2 separate regions of the Homo sapiens genome follow, and region 2 is linked to region 1. The links are chromatin contacts, found by Hi-C or POLR2A ChIA-PET in ENCODE. All regions are on one chromosome and are shown on one strand. The core of a region is the stretch at or near the end of the contact, and the rest is flanking DNA. Distances in the headings are between cores, read along the strand shown.

Region 1 (6,852 bases), core at 2,101-4,600:
ACTCTAATAGAGTGCAAAAAGATCTGAACTAGGACCTCATTGTGAATTCGGATCCTACCCCTTACCAGCTGTGTGACCGTGGGCAAGACACAGAATCTCTGAGCTGTCACTGCCCTCTCTGTAAGTGAAGTGGCACCCACTTCTTATGTCTGTGTTGGTCCTCTTCTCCTAATTGACACTCACTCGTTTTTCGTTGTTTTTTTTTTGAGACGGAGTGTCGCTCTGTCGCCCAGACTGGAGTGCAGTGGCACGATCTTGGCTCACTGCAAGCTCCGCCTCCTGGGTTCATGCAATTCTCCTGCCTCAGCCTCCTGAGTAGCTGGGACTACAGGCGCTCGCCACCACGCCTGGCTAATTTTTCGTATTTTTAGTAGAGACGGGGTTTCACCGTGTTAGCCAGGATGGTCTCGATCTCCCGACCTCGTGATCTGCCCGCCTCAGCCTCCCAAAGTGCTGGGATTACAGGCGTGAGCCATGGCGCCTGGCCACTCTTTTTTTTTTTTTTTTTTTTAACTTTGAGATAGAATCTTGTTCTGTCACCCAGGTTGAAGTGCAGTGGCATAATCCTATCTCACTCCAAACTCAAACTCCTGGGTTACAGCAATCCTCCCACTTCAGCCTCCCAAGTAGCTGGGACCACAGGCACATGCCCCCCTGCCTGGCTAATTTTTAAAATTTTAAGTAGAGATAGGGTCTCACCGTGTTGCCTAGGCTGGTCTCAAACTCCTGGGCTCAAGTGATCCTCCCACCTTGGCCTCCAAAAGTGTTAGGGTTACAGGCATGAGCCATGGTGCCTGGTGACACTCACTCTTGAGTTGAGCTCACACAGACCCCTGGCTTTAAATATCATCCAAATGTTGATGTCCCCCAAGTTTTCATCTTCACTGCAGACCTCTTCTGTGAGCTTCAGAACTGCTCACTTGAAACTTCCCCTTGGGTGTCTGACAGGCAACACAAACTTAACATGTCCCAACATGAACTTTTTTTTTTTGAGACAGAATCTTGCTCTGTTGCCCAGGCTGGAGTGCAGTGGCCTGATCTTGGCTCACTGCAAACTCCGCCTCCCAGGTTCAAGTGATTCTCCTGCCTCAGCCTCCCGAGTAGCTGAGATTACAGGCACGTGCCACCACACCCGGCAAATTTTTTGTATTTTTAGTACAGACAGGGTTTCACCCTGTTGGCCAAGCTGGTTTCAAACTCCTGAGCTCAAGCGATCTGCCTGCCTCTGCCTCCCAAAGTGGTAGGATTACAAGTGTGAGCCACCGTGCCCGGGCCCAAAATGAACTCTTTATCTTCTCCCCCATACCTGCTCCTCCTGCAGCCTTCCCATATCAGAATACAACAATTCTATTCTTACAGTTGGTGTGGCCGAAAACCTTGGTGTTGTCCTCAATCCTCTCTCACACATCCCCAAATCCAATCTGTCAAGAAACCCTGGTGATCACTTGAGCCCAGGAGTTTGAGACCAACCTGGGCAGCATAGCAAGACCCTGTCTCTACAAAAAATACAAAAATCAGCGGCAGGGCGCAGTGGCTTACGCCTGTAATCCCAGCACTTTGGGAGGCTGAGGCAGGCAGATCACAAGGTCAAGAGATCAAGACAATCCTGGCCAACATGGTGAAACCCCGTCTCTACTAAAAATACAAAAATTAGCTGGGCATGGTGGCACGTGCCTGTAGTCTCAGCTACTTGGGAGGCTGAAGCAGGAGAATTGCTTGAACCAGGGAGGCAGAGGTTGCAGTGAGCCAAGATCGTGCCACTACCCTCCAGCCTGGTGACAGAGCAAGACTCTGTATCAAAAAAAAAAAAAAAAAAAAAAAAAAAAGCTGGGCATGATGGCACACACCTGTGGTCCCAGCCACTCAGGAGGCTAAGGTGGGAGGGTCGCTTCAGCCCAGAAGTTGGAGGCCGCAGTGAGCCATAATTGCACCAGTGTACTCCAGTCTGGGCCACAGAATAAAACTCTGTCTCTAGAAAACAGAACAAAACAAAGTTGAAGCTCTCTAAACTCTCCACACTGACTCAGAGTGAAAGTGCTAATAATGACCTAAAGCCGTGCCCTATGGCCCCCTTTCCTCTTGACTTCGCTTTTCATGCACTCTGCTCCAGCCATACTGGCCTCCTTGGGCTTCCCAGAACACGCGAAGCAGGACCCAGGTTAGGGCCTTTGAACTGGCTTTGTTTGTCCGTGGGATTCCCCATGAACATCTCATGGCTGCTCCCTCTCTTCCCTCAAGTCTCCCCTCAGATGTCCCCTTCTCAGAGACATCAGCCTGTAGAAAGGAGCACTTCCTTCCCCCACTTTCCTGCGTGATGTTTCTCCATGATGCCTGCTTCCTACATATGTAGAGTCTGTCTCACTCCGGAGAAGGCTACCTCCAAGAGGACAGGTGACTGGCCCTTGATTTCATTAATTGTCACAATCCTATGCCGGACACATGGTTGGTGTTCAACAAATATTTGCGGAATTAAAGAACAAATTAATAATGTTGTGAGATAAATACTCTGTGCCCATTTTTCTTTACTTTTTAATATATTTTTTAAATCTAGAGAGACAGGGTCTCCCTATGGTCCCCAGGATGGCCTCAAAACTCCTCCTGCCTTGGCCTCCTTGGCTGGGATTACTGGACTACTACTGTGCCACCATGCCTGGCTCTTCTTTTCCTTTTACTATGCCCATTTTAAAGGTGAGGAAAACTGAGACTCAGAAATGTTCCCAAGGGCACACAGTGAGTGGTGGCTGCCTTCAGGTTGGTCTGACTCCAGTGCCCAAGCCTTTCTCAGGAGTGGTGTGTTGCCCATCAGCCATTATATCCATGACATCAACTGGCATAAGATATGTTCTTATATGAAAATTAATTTTAGAAGTGAGTGTCACGAAATATTGACCTTCTCTAAGGAACTAGTTCTTATAGTCAAAAAGGAGGAACTTATGTAAATTTTCCCTTTCAGGGCCAGCCCCAGGAAGTTCAGAGCCTAATGTGGTGTTCATTCTATTAATTTTTTCTTACCCTGGGACTTTTTTCTTTCTTTCATTTATGTTAACCTAATCACCAGCTGCTTCCTGTTCCTTAGGAAATAGCTAAGTCGTACATGACACTTTTGGGGTTCCAGTGTGCCCGGCATGGGTTTTCTTTCATTGGGCAGGCACTAGGTGGGCTTTTCAGCCTGAAGACGCATGTTTCTCATCAGAGTGAGAATGATCTCTGATCATTCTCCTTCTTCCATTTCTTGGGTTCTCTCTTCCTGGCACTCCTATTGGTTAGCTTTTGGGCCTCTTGGATTGCCTGGCTGTGTCTCTGTGGCAAAGACTACTCATTATCCAAAATCCAATGAGCCCTTCTTCCCCAAGAACATGGTGGAACTGCATGTCCCAGCCTCCCTTGCAGTAGGCATGGTCATGTGACTAAGTTTCCACCAATAGAATGTGAGGAGGTGATGTATGTGACTTCTGGTCTTTGGCCTTAGGAAGTAGGCCAGCTTCATACTCTCCATTCCTGCTGGCTGGAGATCCCCACAACAGATTCAAACGTGCAGGTGACAAACGGTGCCCTACCGATGGCAGAAAAGTGATGAGGAAGGGCCCTTGGTCCCTGAGCAATGAGAGAAGCAGAGCTGCCTCCCTAACTACCACCATTTCACTTGAACATGTCTCTTCTTTTGTTTATTTATTTATTTGTTTTTTGCAGACACGTCTCTTCTTTTTTTTTTTTGAGATAGAGTCTCACTCTGTCCCAGGCTGGAGTGCTGTGGCACAATCTCGGCTCACTGCAACCTCTGCCTTCTGGGTTCAAGTGATTCTCCTGCTTCAGCCTCCCAAGTAGCTGGGATTACAGGCATGCGCCACCATGCCTGGCTAATTTTTGTATTTTTAGTAGAGACGGGGTTGGCCAGGATGGTCTCACACTACTGACCTCATGATCCACCCACCTTGGCCTCCCAAAGTGCTGGGATTACAGGTGTGAGCAACTGCGCCCGGCCGACACGTCTCTTCTTTAAGCCGCCACTTATTGGATCTCTATGTTAGAGCGGCAGTCTCATATATTTTCTCTCATATTTTCTTCTCCACCCCTACACCTTCTGGGAGTTCTATTTTCTGGGATAATTAATTAATTAATCAATTTTTGAGATGGGGTCTCACTCTGTCCCAGGCTGGAGTGCAGTGGAGCGATCTTGGCTCACTGCAACCTCTGCCTCCTGGGTTCAAGCTATTCTCCTGCCTCAGCTTCCTGTCTCAAACTCCTGACCTCGTGATCCACCTGCCTTGGCCTCCCAAAGTGCTGGGATTACAGGCGTGAGCCACCGCGCCCAGCTTTATTTATTTTTTAAATTTTTTATTCTTGAGACAGAGTCTCACTCTGTCACCCAGGGTGGAGTGCAGTGGCATAATCTTGGCTCATGGCAACCTCCGCCTCCCGGGTTCAAGCGATTTTCCTGCCTCAGCCTCCCAAGTAGCTGGGATTACAGACGCCTGCCACCACACCTGGCTAATTTTTGTATTTTTAGTAGATGGGGTTTTGCTACGTTGGCCAGGCTGATCTCGAACTCCTGACCTCAGGTGATCCGCCTGCCTTGGTCTCCCAAAGTGCTGGGATTACAGGCATGATCCACCACACCTGGCAGTTTTCTGGGATAATTTATTAACTTTTTATTACAACACTTCCTGTTTGTGTTTGTACAGATGAGGCCTTGCTATATTACCCAGGCTGGTCTTGAACTTCTGGCCTCAAGCCATTCTCCTTGGCCTCCCAAACTGCAGGAATTACAGGAGTGAGCTACTGTGCCCAGCTTCTTTATTCTAATGCTTTTAGTAATTCAGTATCATAGCTTTAATTTCTAAGAATTCAGTCTTTGCTCTATTTATTTATTTATTTGAGATGGAGTCTCACTCTGTCGCCCAGGCTGGAGTGCAGTGGTGTGATCTTGGCTCACTGCAACCTCCTCCTCCTGGGTTCAAGCGATCCTCCTGCCTCAGCTCCCAGAATAGCTGGGACTACAGGTGCCTGCCACCACACCCGGCTAAATTTTTTTTTGTATTTTTAGTAGAGACAGGGTTTCACCTTGTTGGTCAGGCTGGTCTCGAACTCCTGTCCTTAGGTGATCCACCTGCCTCAGCCTCCCAAAGTGCTGGGATTACAGGCGTGAGCCACTGTGCCTGGCCTCTTTCTTTTTTATAACACCCTGTTTTTATTGTAACATAGTGTAGCAATTTTTTTTTTCTTTGAGATGGAGCCTTGCTCTGTCGCCCAGCTGGAGTGCAGTAGTGGATCTCGGTTTAACTGCAACGTCCGCCTCCCGGGCTCAAATGATTCTCCTGCCTCAGCCTCCCGAGTAGCTGGGATTATAGGCACCTGCCACTGTGCCCAGCTAATTTTTGTATTTTTAGTAGAGACAGCGATTCACCATGTTGGCCAGGCTGGTTCGAACCCCTGACCCCAGGTGATCAGCCCACCTCGGCCTCCAAAATGCTGGGATTACAGGTGTGAGCCACTGCACCTGGCCAGCAATATCTTTTTTTTTTTTTTTTTTTTTTTTTTGGGGAAAGAGTCTTGCTCTGTCGCCCAGGCTGGAGTGCAGTGGCGCGATCTCGGCTCACTGCAAGCTCCGCCTCCTGGGTTCATGCCATTCTCCTGCCTCAGCCTCCCGAGTAGCTGGGACTACAGGCGCCCGCCATCACGCCTGGCTAATTTTTTTGTATTTTTAGTAGAGACGGGGTTTCACCATGTTAGCCAGAATGGACTCGATCTTCTGATCTCATGATCCACCTGCCTCTGCCTCCCAAAGTGCTGGGATTACAGGCGTGAGCCACCGTGCCTGGCCCATCTTTTTTTTTTTTTTTAATATGGGGTCTTGCTCTGTCACCCAGGCCAGAGTGCAGTGGCATGAGCACAGCTCACTGCAGCCTCAAATACCCAGGCTCAAGTGATCCTCCCACCTCAGCCTCCAGAGCAGCTGAAATTACAGGCACGTGCTACCACGCCCTGCCCAGCTAATTTTTTTTTGGAAGCAGCACCTTCATTTATTAGGGACTTCGGTGGGGATGGGGAAAGGCGGCCCCCGGGTCAGAGGCGCCGGAAGAAGAGCTTGGAGCCGTGGTCTAACGTGCACTCGCTGGGGCCCAGCTGGCTCCCGCCCAGCTCTTTTTTTTTTTTTTTTTTTTTTTTTTTGAGATGGAGTCTCACTCTGTCGCCCAGACTGGAGTGCAGTGGCGCAATCTTGGCTCACTGCAACCTCTGCCTCCCGGGTTTAAGCGATTCTCCTGCCTCAGCCTCGAGTAGCTGGGATTACAGGCACCCGCCACCACACCTGGATAATTTTTGTGTTTTTAGTAGAGATGAGGTTTCACCATGTTGGCCAGGCTGGTCTCGAACTCCTGACCTCAGGTGATCCACCTGCCTCGGCCTCCCAAAGTGCTGGGATTACAGGCATGAGCTACTGTGCCCAGCCCCGCCCAGCTAATTTTTTAATTTTTTGTAGAGACAGGATCTCACTATGTTGCCAGGGCTGGTTTCAAACTCCTGGTCTCAAGCGATCCTCCCGCTTTGGCCTCCCAAAGTGCTGGGATTACAGGGGTGAGCCTCGTGCCTGGCCTGAAGCAGCATTTTCTCAAATGTCTTTAAAAATACCAGATTTTTTTTTTTCTTTTTCTTTTTTTCTTTTCTTTTCTTTTCTTTTCTTTTCTTTTTTTTTTTAAGACGGAATCTCGCTCTGTCGCCCAGGCGGGAGTGCAATGGCGCGATCTCACTGCAAGCTCACTGCAAGCTCCGCCTCTCGGGTTCATGCCATTCTCCTGCCTCAGCCTCCTGGTAGCTGGGACTACAGGCGCCCGCCACCACGCCCGGCTAATTTTT
Region 2 (6,852 bases), core at 2,212-4,711, 880 kb after region 1:
AACCACGTCTGCTAACTTGGAGCCCCAGTGCCAAGCACAGTGCCTGCATGTATTTATCCAATAAATGTGAAATTCTGTCCAGTTTTGTGGTGGTTTTGTGCTGGTGCAATATTGCAGCCCTACTCAAGTGAACATTTCTGGCTGGGCTCTGTGGCTCACAACTGTATTCTCAGCACTTTGGAAACCCAAGGCAGGAGGATCCTTTGAGGCCAGGAGTTTGAGACCAACCTGGGCAACATAGCAAACCCTGTCTCTACAAAAAATTAAAATATAAAAACTTATTTGAGCCTGGTTGCACGTACCTGTAGTCCCAGCTACTCAGGAGGCTGAGACAGAAGGATCACGTGAGCACAGGAGGTCAAGGCTGCAGTGAGCGATGGTCGCATCACTGCAATCCAGCCTGGGCCACAGAGCAAGATACTGCCTTCAAAATTAAAAAAAAAGAAAAACAGGCCAGGCGCAGTGGCTCACACCTCTAATCCCAGCACTCTGGGAGGCTGAGGCAGGCAGATCACGTGAGGTCAGGAGTTCGAGACCAGCCTGGCCAACATGGTGAAAATTAGCCAGGTGTGGTGTCGGGCGCCTGTAATCCCAGATACTTGGGAGGCTGAGGCAGGAGAATCACTTGAACCCAGGAGGCAGAGGTTGCGGTGAGTCGAGACCACACCATTGCACTCCAGCCTGGGTGACAGCGTAAGACTCCGTCTCAAAAAAAAGAAAAAAAAAAAAAGAAACAAATAGCACTTCCAGCCAGGTGCGGTGGCCTGCTGCAACACAGCAAGACCCGCTTTCTAACAGCAGCAACAGCAAAGCACTTCCCGGATAAGGCCCTAGGCTACTACTGGTGTCTCCCACTTCCCAGGGCGCTGTGCACGCACACATTTTAAGGACAAGTCTCGTTTACCACATAAAGTTTTTATTGAACTCAAACTCAGGGGCTCCAAAGCCTGAGGAAGAAGAGGGAGGCTGGGGTTTGCACGCAGAGGCCCAGGCCCCACCCCGGGGCCCCACTCCCCACCCCACCTACCTTTTACCCGCTCCTGACTCAACGAGAGTTTCAGCAGCTACCAATCTAAGCTAACCCACTCTAATTAGGTAATCCCCTGCCCTCCCCCCTCCCTGCTCTAGCAGTTGCCAAGCCAGGCACCCACCAAGGAGCCGCGGCTGAGGCCAGCCCTCCGCTGACCTCTCTCCATTTCTCCCAGGGCCTCCCGCTGCCGGCCTGGCCTCCCTCCAACCCACTTCCCACAAGTCTCCAGGGCATGTCACTTCCTCCACCCTGGTTCTCTTCTTCCAGCATCCTCAGCTCCTCCATTCTCCTGCGGCTTCTCCACTATCCTCCCTAAAGGTTCCTCTAGCTCCCTGGCCCCTTATCTTCTGCCCACACCTCCCACCCCTGCTGGGGCCCCAGGTCAGCGCCGGCCCGCCGCGTGGGTCCGCTGGTGGCGGATGAGGTCGGAGCTCTGGGAGAAGGCCTTTCCGCAGTCATCGCACTTGTAAGGCCGCTCGCCACTGTGGACCCGGTGATGCTGCAGAAGCGTGGAGGAGCGGCAGAAGCCCTTGCCGCACACGGCGCACCTGTAGGGCCGCTCGCCCGTGTGGGAGCGCTGGTGCTGGATGAGAGTGGAGGAGCGATTGAAGGTCTTGCCGCAGTCGGGGCAGCTGTAGGTGCGGCCTGGCAGGTGGGTGCGGGCGTGGATGGCCAGCACCGAGCTCTGGCCAAAGCGCTTGCCGCACTCAGGGCACTTGAAGGGCTTCTCCCGGGCGTGGCTGCGGGCATGGGGGATAAGGGCCGACCGCTGGGAGAAGCTCTTGCCGCAGATGCCACAGCTGAAGGGCCTCTGACCGGTGTGCACCCTCTGATGGCTGCGCAGGGACGAGTTCTGGCTATAGCACTTGCCGCACTCGGTGCAGCTGTAGGGCCGCTCGTGGCTGTGGGTGCGCTGGTGTCGCAGGAGGTAGGAGCTGTCGCCGAAGGCCTTGCCACAATGTGGGCACTTGTAGGGCTTCTGGCCAGAGTGAGTGCGCTGGTGGCGAAGCAGGTAAGAGCTGTCGGCGAAGGCCTTGCCGCAACGGGGACATTTGTAGGGCCGCTCGCCAGTGTGGGTGCGCTGGTGTTTGATGAGGTCAGAGCTCTGGGAGAAGGCCTTGCTGCAGACCTCACATTTGTAGGGCTTCTCACCGGTGTGGATGCGCTGGTGCTGGATCAGGGTGGAGCCCCGCCCGAAGCTCTTCCCGCAGATGCCACAGATGTTAGGCCGAGGGCCCTGCCCACCCCTGGCCCGGCCACCCCGCCGACCTGGACCTCGAAGGGCTCCTGTGAGACCCAGGGGATTCTGAAGCATCTCAAACTGCGGTGTAGACAGCAGGGCCCCTGTGGGCATCTCAAAAGGTGGCCCTATGGGCAGGTCCCCTGTGGGCTGCTCCCCAAACCCCTGAGTGAAGGAGTCCAGGGGGTGAACTCCTACGGAGATATTCAAAGGACTCTTTTCCTCGGGGTTCAGAAGCATCTCCGCACCTTCCTGGAATTTGGAACTTTGAGCTTCAAATTCTGGGCTTTGGGTTTTGAGCTCAGTGTTCTGGGATTCATATCTAGAGCTCTCAGATTCATAGCCAGGGCTCCGGGGTTCATACCCGGGGCTCCGAGGTTCATAGCCAGGGCTTTGGGGTTCATACCTAGGGCTCTGGGATTCAAACTCAGGGCTCTGAGAATCTGATTCAGGGCTTCTGGGTGCAAACTCAGGGCTTGGGGGCACAAGCCCAGGGCTTCGGGACTCAAACCCCGGGCTTTCAGGCTCAAATCTGGGGCTTTGGGGTTCAAACTCTGGGCTTTGTGGCTCAAACCCAGGGCTCTGGGGTTCAAGCCCAAATGGTATCTCTTCGACTTCATAGTCCCCACTGCCTTCTTGCTGAGAAATTTCCTCTTCCTCATTCTCACTCATGTTGCCTGCAGGATGAGAGAATCCAGATCGTGTGAGACCTGGAAGGTCATTTGGTCCATTAGCAACCACACACCTCCCACCTCACATGCAGGGTCGCTGGCCCCTAGACAAGTGCTGAAATTCCCACGCCCCCCTCAGCTGACCCAAGACACCCCAGTCCCCGCCGGCCCCTCCTTCGAGTCCCAGGTGTCCCAGCCCCGGGCCCTCGCTCCCTCCCTGGAGCCACAGCCCCTTCTCCTGCGCGCAAGTCCACTCCTCGGACGGGCGCTCCCTCCTCACCTCTGAGGTACCCTTCGGGGCTCCTCATTTCGTCAGAACTCTGCACATCCTGGGGCTCGAGGCCCCACGGCAACGCCTCCCGCTCCATCCCCGCGGGCTCCCAGTGCAGCGGCGGCGGCGATGGCGGCCGATCCCGCGACCCGGCCTCGGTTGCCCCGAGCCGCGGGCCCCCGCCTCCCGCCCGCTCAGCGCCGCCCAGGGGACTCGGCGGCCCAGCCCGGGCCCCCGAGGCCGGACGTCTTGACCCCGCGCCTCTCCAGCGCGCCGGGCCCCTCCCCTGCCCGCGGCCCCGCCCCCTCCCAAGGTCTCGGCCTCCCCGTGGCCCTCACTGGCCCCCGCGCGTCGCGGCCTCGGGGATGAGGGGCTTCGCGACTACCCCGGCGGCCCCCGGCCCCCGCTCCCGCCCGAGCCCCCACCTTCTGGACCCCGGCCCCGGGCTGGGCTGCACTGTCCAACGGCCGCCCAGCACCCCCCCACCCTCCCCCGCACAGGAAGTGTCCGTCCGCGGCCAGGTCCCCCCGCCGGCTCGCGCCGCGGCCTCTCTAGGAGCCGCTGGAGGTGGAAACTCGTTGGCATTAACCCTGGGCTGGAGGGGCCCGGCCACGGGGTGGGTGAGGACCGGACGCCCCGGAGCCCGCGGGGCTACCGGGGCAGTGTGTGTGCCTATGTTCTAGGTCTCCGTCCCTCCAGAGGCCCGTCTGTCCATCTCCCGGGCCCCGCGTCGTCGGTGCGTGTGGCCAAGGGCGAGGCGACAAGCGAGACCAAGGTCAGCGAGAAGGAGCGACGCTTCCCGGCGCCAGCGGGGGCGGTGTCTCGCTCCCTCCCCTCCCGGGCCTCCGGGTCAGCTCCGGCAGCGCCTCGGGAACCGGGACGGACTCCCCTTGGCCTCGCCGAGGTCCTTGAGCCTGGGACCCCCTCCAGGAACTCCGCTCCCCGGCACCTGCGCGCGCCCGCTCCCGTTCCTCCGGCCCCCACCCAGCTCGGCTCCCCTGATCCTCCTCCTCCCTCCTCCCTCCTCGAGGGCTAGGATAGTTGCCAAGGAGACAGCCCCGCCCCGGCTCCCAGAGGCACAGCTTCTCCGCCCCAGGAAGCCCGGCGGTTGGCCGATGGGGCTCGTGCTCTAGCCGCCCCGCCTCCTCCAACCCCGCGGACGGCTGGGCGTTAATGGTCGCCAGGGAACGCCAGGCGCCTTCCTGATTGGCCGGGAGTGCTGTGGTCGGGTCCGCCTCCCCTGTCGGCCAGAAGCGCCTTCAGGAGGTAGTGGGAGGGAGGTGCCAGGCATCTCCCCTCCAGCCCGGCCTGTGCCATCAAAACTTTTCCCGCCCCCACTTAGCCTCCATTATGTTTTATGAAAGCCAGAAGATCTGAGGACAGACACCCTTCCTCCTCGTCAGCCTCACACCCCTTGCCTCTCCCCTCCACCTTCCCCAGCGCCTGAGTTTAACTCAATCCCTGGCAGCCTTAGTCCCTGTTGTTAGATTTCCTCACAGGGAGGCAGGATTCCTTCCAGGTGAGGGTGATACAAAGGAGAATTGGACTGAGAGAACCATCTGGCCTTCGAGGCATCTAACAACTCTCCAGTCTTGTCTGACTCGAATGGAGTCTTGCAGAGGAAGGGAACCTGAGAAACACTGCCTCGGGCGCAGCTTTGAATTGAGGAAGTGAGCCTGGACAGACAACTTAATATCATCCAGTTCTTGTCTTTTTTTTCTACGCTTCGTGCTGAAACAAGTTTGGCAGCGTTCTTGACAGTTAACGAGCCCGATGCCCCTGTGTGAGCAGGAGCCATGGATCGTGTTTTCTTGTCGCCTACCCAGACAAATGAAGGGAAGAGAATGTTTGGGAGGAAGGATGGCCTCTCCTTCCTGAAAAGAGGTGAGAACAAGAACTTGAAGAATGCCAAGTGGTAAAAAGTGGAGAGAAACTATCTAAATAAAGGCTTACAGGTGGGGCGCACTGGCTCATGTCTGTAATCCCAGCACTTTTGGGAGGCCAAGGCAGGTGGATCACGAGGTCAGGAGTTCAAGACCAGCCTGGCCAAGATGGTGAAACCCCGTCTCTACTAAAAAAATACAAAAATTAGCCAGGCACGGTGGTGGGCACCTGTAATCCCAGCTACTTGGGAGGCTGAGGCAGGAGAATCACTTGAACCCGGGAGGCGGAGGTTGCAGTAAGCCGAGATCTCGCCACTGCACTCTAGTCTGGGTGACAGAGCAAGACTCCGTCTCAAATAATAATAATAAAGGCTTACAAATAAAATCACAAGAGCTTATGCCACGAATGAAGCGGGGAAAACTTTCTGCCCTCCAGAGAAACAGCTTCCAGCCCCATAGCTCTCTCCCATCCCAATGTATGTTTGTCTTGAAACCTTTGCTAAGAATGGCTTACATGGTCCAGCACTAGAGCCCACAGTCAAACAGCCTACAAGAGGACCAGTTTTGGGAAGAGCTGGACATGGGGTACCCTCTGGTCATCCCCAAAGCACTCACACAGGTAGGAAACAAGTCTCCTTCACAAGACACTTTTCTCTGACATCCAACTTGCTGATCCACCAAAATTCACACAGGAGAGCAGCCACACCCTAAAAATGGGTGGCGAGACCTCCAGCCACAGCTCTGACACCGTACACTGCCTGCACTCTTATCATGAGCCACAAGTCCCAGGTGTAGCAGAAGCTGGGCCAAGACTTCATGCTGCCCAGGCACCCGCATTTCCAAGTGCAAATTCAGCCTCACTGGCACCTGGAGTAAGAGTGGCTCACTTCCAGCCAGCCTCCTCTAGGACCAGGGTGCCATCTATGCACAGGGACTTCACAAGGAAGCCAGCCTCCACCTGACACACAGCCACAGCAGTGAGAGGCTCCAAGCCCAGGAAAGCCTCTGATAAGGGCTGCATCTTGACCCAACACCAGCTAATCCAAGGCAGGAGAAACTTGGGGAGTCCACTGGCATTGTCCTGCCTCTGCATCCATGAGGATGAGCCCTGTGCATGTCCTGAGTCAGGTGGTCACTTTGTTCACAGCATTATCTCCTGGCATGCCCAGCACTAGGGCAGAGCCATTCAGTGTGCAGCCAAGGCTTATGGTCAGCCAACCTGGCCAACACTGCAGGCCAGAGAGCCTTCACAGACGTTCTCAGTGAGAGGAGCTTCCGTATGCACTGCTCCCTTCCCTCATGCAAAGGACAAGCCCTCTTAAAGCCCTTCCATCCGATGCTAGAGGAGATGCCCCAGTGTATTGAACATGATCCTAAGTACCCAGGAAGACAGCAGCCACGGCACAGGGCCCTTTGGAAAGAACAAAGAAATGGAGGTCTTTGTGTATGCCTGACATTGGGGACAGGCCCTGGGACCAACCACTACTCTTGCAAAACTAAGAGCAGTTTGAAAATAATGTTTTGTTCCCAGCCGTGGTTCTCTCAAACTTTCACAGCCATAAAATTCTATCCCTGGAGATTCTGATTCAATAGATGAGGAACTGGGCCCAGGGAGTAGCTAGTTTTTTTTTTTTTTTTTTTTGAGACAGAGTCTCGCTCTGTCACCCAGGCTGGAGTGCAGTGGTGCTATCTCTGCTCAGTGCAACCTCTGCCTCCTGAGTTCAAGCGATTCTCCTGCCTCACCCTCCTGAGTAGCT

What was found. Hi-C counts contacts between places; a loop is a spot of excess contacts on that map. ChIA-PET counts read pairs that join two places held with the same protein, here RNA polymerase II (POLR2A). Pooled maps may share reads with other maps.
Region 2: a loop to region 1 is called in a pooled map, with 3 times the contacts of the local background. The contact joins the promoter of ZNF768 here to the enhancer-like site in region 1. A Hi-C loop is called at or near these places in 1 of 50 pooled maps. POLR2A ChIA-PET finds 5 or more read pairs at or near these places in 3 of 52 experiments (SK-N-SH, WTC11 and activated T-cell).

What each region holds. Positions count from the first base shown.
Region 1 is chr16:29,642,466-29,649,317 of GRCh38, forward strand. No RefSeq gene overlaps it. Among named protein-coding and RNA genes, the nearest start is that of SPN, 17 kb to the right of the region's middle. RefSeq lists enhancers at 860-979, 1,100-1,159, 2,116-2,385, 3,283-3,577. Within about 2 kb of position 3,351, at least 5 of the 41 ENCODE cell types and tissues checked have a DNase peak (open chromatin) inside an H3K27ac peak, as active enhancers do.
Region 2 is chr16:30,523,105-30,529,956 of GRCh38, forward strand. It overlaps ZNF768 (zinc finger protein 768), which reads right to left and starts at 3,462. Exons shown (of 2, transcript NM_024671.4): 1 at 3,222-3,462; 2 at 900-2,947. The coding sequence starts at 3,309. The coding sequence ends at 1,413. It overlaps ITGAL (integrin subunit alpha L), which reads left to right. Exons shown (of 31, transcript NM_002209.3): 31 at 1-81. RefSeq lists enhancers at 2,908-2,967, 4,548-4,847 and silencers at 3,168-3,217, 3,238-3,557, 3,648-4,477.